Regions from separate parts of the Homo sapiens genome. Here region 1 is linked to region 2. The links are chromatin loops, found by intact Hi-C in ENCODE. Cell type or tissue: endothelial cell of umbilical vein. All regions are shown on one strand.

The links. A loop is a pair of places that touch in the nucleus more often than their neighbours do. Peaks named below come from ENCODE experiments on the same cell type or tissue, not always from the same donor. Only the 100,000 strongest peaks of a DNase experiment are listed, where the experiment ranks them.
Region 1: a loop joins it to region 2, with 8 times the contacts of the local background. A loop is called at or near these places in 8 of 110 quality-filtered maps.

Annotation. Positions count from the first base shown.
Region 1 is chr5:59,379,599-59,382,098 of GRCh38, forward strand. The region is part of intron 1 of PDE4D (phosphodiesterase 4D); the gene reads right to left. Among named protein-coding and RNA genes, the nearest start is that of MIR582, 320 kb to the right of the region's middle. In endothelial cell of umbilical vein, a CTCF peak has its summit at 1,054 (motif pointing left); a DNase peak (open chromatin) is centred at 1,053.
Region 2 is chr5:59,217,651-59,220,150 of GRCh38, forward strand. The region is part of intron 1 of PDE4D (phosphodiesterase 4D); the gene reads right to left. Among named protein-coding and RNA genes, the nearest start is that of PDE4D-AS1, 180 kb to the left of the region's middle. In endothelial cell of umbilical vein, no CTCF peak of the experiment used is centred here; a DNase peak (open chromatin) is centred at 941.

The DNA of each region.
Region 1 (2,500 bases), 160 kb after region 2:
ATGTCATTTGAAAATATATTTAATGGTTGACAAGATTCTATTGGCTGGGTCTAATATGAAAATTTATTTAAACATTAGTTCATGTGAAATACATAGAATATACCTAGGTTCTCAATATTATAGGTATTTTTACGGTGAATATCTTTGAATATAAATATTTTAATATCCCAAATTACTTCCACAATCCAAATATCTACAAGCAGAATTACTAAATTAAGAGGTAGGATTTTAAAAATATCAATGTTTATTTTAGATTTAGGGGCTACATGTACAGGTTTGTTACATGAGTATATTGCGTGATGCTGAGGTTTGGGGCAGTGCTGATCCCATCACCCAGGTGGTCAGCATTGTACCCAGTAGGTAGAGTTTCCTCCCTTATTCCCCTTTCCCCTCCTGGCTTTTGGAATCCTCAGTGTCTACTGTTACCATCTTTGTGTCCATGTGTTAAAGGGTAGGAGTAATTTTGAGGCTTCAAGCTTCTGCTGATTTTTAAGCATTTTTCTGAAATAAAACTTTCAAATTAGTTCATAAATCAATGTAACAGATGACATCTGTCAATATACATTATTATATGCATAAATCATATGCATAAATAACATGCATTATTTTATTATGATTTTATAAAAGATTGACACAACATAATTCAAAATAACTTATTTACTACAAATAGGACTCACCACATGAAAATTAGAATCTAAAGCAATTAAAAAAACTATTAGGAAATGAAAAAAAATCCCATCATATAAATCCTCAATTTTGGCCATATTTTATGAAAGGGCCAAAAGCAATCAAAAAAAAAAAAAAAAAAGAGAGAGAAAGAAGTGAGAAAGAAGTAGGAAAAAAAGAAGAAAGACATGTGGCTATTATTACAGCAACATGAAGGTGGTCAACCACTTCAAGTTTTTGTGGTCAGTGAGGTCACAAGAGCTACAGGCTGACATTTCAAACAAATTATGCACATTGAGGTCACATCGCTCTACTTCAGGCAGTTTCTCATAATTGTAGTGTTCTGTTTACAAGAGGTCCTTGACTTAAAAATGTCCTTTTGTGCCCTCTAGTGTTTAAATTCATCAAAGCTTTTGAGAAGTTCATATCTTGTTTCTGAACTCCAGTTGAACAACATTTCATTCTTAGACCAAGTGTTTATCTGTATCTGAAGGGGGCCAACATACATCTTGTTCCAAAATCTCTAAAGTTTACTTAATTTTTTTTTTATTTCAAAGGGAGCTAGGTAGGGGTTGGAAAACTACCACAGAGCAAATCCTGCCCACTACTTTTTTTCATTTTGTAAATAAAGTTTATTGGAACATATTATGCTCATTCATTACAGATTGTCTACAGATAACTGCATTTGCTCTGCAACAGCAGAGTTGAGTAGTTACTACAGAGTTCTTGTGGCCCCAAAAGGCTAAAATATTTACTATCTGGCTTGTCACAGAAAAAGTTTGCTGACCCTGGAGCTAGAGCTCTGATAATTAGATTGGATGCCATGACATTTTACAATGCCCTTTAATTCCACTCCCTTTCCATCAACCCCCGGAATACTAGTTAAAACAAAGACCATTGTAGGCCAGTCCATTAGCTTTGTGGTCCAGGTACAAACTTTGCAGTTTTAGTGAAACCATTTGTTAATTTTTATTTTTCTAATATTTACTTAGCTTGATAATATCAACTCCGTTCTGATGACTTCGATATTAATATGATTATATTGGAGAGAATATAATGAGATCAAATCGCTTTACCCATCAAGACCAGGAACTGAAGAACTTCTTCCTCCTTTGCTACCTCATCTCTTAGCTAGAACTTAGGTGAGTAGATTAGTATCCTCATTCCTCTTTATTTTTATATAATTAATAATAATATTTGCAATTATTTTGAGAAACATATATCTTTTTTTGAATAAAGTAAACATACCGTTTATAATTAATATGGAATTTAGTTTAAGTTCATGCTTGATTTAAATCTCACACAATCACCTCTTTTATATACTAATGAAAGCACGGTGCACAATAATAAAGCCGTGGTCCTATGTGGTCAACTTACAGGCTACCTTCTTTCCTCAGTGCAAATATCACGTCTTTCTAAGTCCCTCTAATATTTTATCCTCTCTTTTGTGTATCTAGAAGCTTTACTGAAACTTCCTACTCCTTATCTGAAATAGTTGACATATAGTTAATAAGAGCTTTTTTCCAGGAAGTGGATCTATTTTATTGCTTTCTAACTTAACATGTTTCAGAATAGTTACAGCCATTTTTTTTATTCAAAGGTACATGTCAGCAATAGTCTGGCCAGAAATTTTGCACAATAATAGGAGAAAACAAAAAACTAGGGGCTTAGAAAAGTGAATGAAAACAGTTTTCAGTTGATTATTTTGTTCCTGAAAAGGCATCTTTTCCTCATGACATGCATTCATGGCCATTGTAGATTACATGCCTGGAGCTGCCCTTCTCAGCCTTTCAACCTCTCATTACATGCATATTCTTTCCTCTGTTCTTTACAG
Region 2 (2,500 bases):
AGGTCCTAGAAAAGTTAATTGACCAGTCACTGAGCTAACTGCATTGAATCATCGATTGTTCCTAAAGTCCTTCCAGCTCTACTGCATGATTATATAAACCACAAATATATGTGGCACCCAAACAGGGGACATCTGTTTCACCAGAATAGGATAGGCACATATGTATGTGAAACCTTGTCAATTCCCAGGAAGGCTGGAAGGGGAGGATGGTCTCTAATCATTCAATAGACATACATTAGGGATCTTTGGCAAACTCTCCTTGGATATGCTTAAATAGGCATTTATTAAGCACTTAATATGAGTGCATTAAGATACAAAAATAAAGGATGAATGACTAACTCAGGCTGGGATATCTGAGAAGTTTTCATGAAGAGTAGTATTTAAGAAGGTTTTTGAAGGTATTTAGTACACAACTGGAAGACATTAAAAACTTCTAAATAGTGGGGGTTTGGCAAAGTAGATTTCTCTTCTAAGAAGATAGTCATGGCAGCTTTTCAGCATGAGGAGGACCTAGTAATGTGAATGCCTGTAGAAATGTTTATGTTTATTTCCCTTTAATATCAAGATATTCTTATTGCTACACTTTAAAAAAGAAAATACCCCCTCCTTCCTGTGCATGAACAGAAATGTAAGAGATACAGAAGTGTGAGTTTTGGTTTAGTTTTTTTCAGTTCAACTGAGTAAACACCAAATTTGTATAAATCAGTAATTTTTTCTTTAATTATAATTTTTCCAATTAAATCAAGCAAGTCTTAACACTCCACTATAAGTTTTGAAACAAATATTGCTAAATACCTTAAGTCATTTAGATAGTTATGATATTTTTAAATCTTACAACTTTTAAGCCATAATATTAGCACTAAAACCAAAACATTTATTAATAGGTCAGGAAGTGCTTGATATGAGATATTCTAGGGGCTTTAATATTTTTCTTTGTATACTGTAATATAAAAATTTGTCCACTAGATGGAGATCATTTTCTTAAACAAGGAAACTATTTTCTACTGAAGGGTTAAATAACCTTAAAGGCCTAAATTATTTCTTAGGAACTCATGAAAATAACCCTTTAAATGACATCCAAAAAACAAAGTTCACAATGTATACTAAGTAATTATCAATATTGATAAAATTACATTAATCTAATATTAGTATTAGCTTTACAAACATTGAGAATGAAGATCTAAAAATAGTGACTGATATTTTATTGGACTTTTTCTTAAATGATGAGTTCATGTCCTTTGTAGGGACATGGATGAAATTGGAAATCATCATTCTCAGTAAACTATCGCAAGAACAAAAAACCAAACACCGCATATTCTCACTCATAGGTGGGAATTGAACAATGAGATCACATGGACACAGGAAGGGGAATATCACACTCTGGGGACTGTTGTGGGGTGGGGGGAGGGGGGAGGGATAGCACTGGGAGATATACCTAATGCTAGATGACGAGTTAGTGGGTGCAGTGCACCAGCATGGCACATGTATACATATGTATCTAACCTGCACAATGTGCACATGTACCCTAAAACTTAAAGTATAATTAAAAAAAAAAAAGAAAAGAAAAAAAATACTTGAGAAGACTTAATTGAATTTCCGTAACAAATCACTGAGTACTTATTGTGTTGGAGTAAAGTAACTTGAGCATCATTAATAGTCTGGGGTTTCACTCTAAATTTTGGCACCACAAGTATTCTCAGAATACGGTTTGTTCTGGGAAGTGAACCTAGGGTCTGAGTTCATTTGCATAATTTATTTCCATGATATTAAATCCTCTTATAATCAAAATTAATTATCAAGAAAAAGTAATATTACCGAGAATCTCCAGTCTGAAGTATCAGCCAATGTCAGTATTAGTGAATGACTTTATACAAAGAGAGACTTTGTATTTTGAAATAGTCATTGAATAAACTTTTACATTACATCCTATGTCCTTAGATCAGCACTTGAATAAGTACAGATATACTACACATTGTCCTTTTCTAGAAAGCACTAAAGTCTAGTTAAGGTAATAGAACATCAAGCAACCAGAGAAAATAAAAGCAGCAAAACAGGTGGCATCTGTATTAAATAGCATATAAATACTAAAACACGAAATTGTATTATATAGGCAATCAGACTATGTGATGTAGACAATGAATGTAAAGGGAATTTAAGAAGTTGCAGGATGTACACCTTTGAAGGAGAGTTAAAAAATGTCCAGCCAGAGTAGAGCTGGGGTTGGGGGTGGAGGCCATCCAGCAAAAGTGAAGCCACAAAAACAAAACCAAGAAGGAATGAATAAGGCGTGTATATAAAACAGGACATTTAGTGTCTGGCTAAATTTGAGGCTTGGTATTAAAGAATAGTGGGGACCTATAAAAATGGCAATTTTGTACAGTTCAACCTAATAGGTAGGGATGGATGTGTTTATGGAAAGCTGGGCCAAGGAGTGTCAGCAGAAGCTTGTTATAAAGACTTACGTGGAAACACACAAATCAACTTTTAACATTGAAATCTC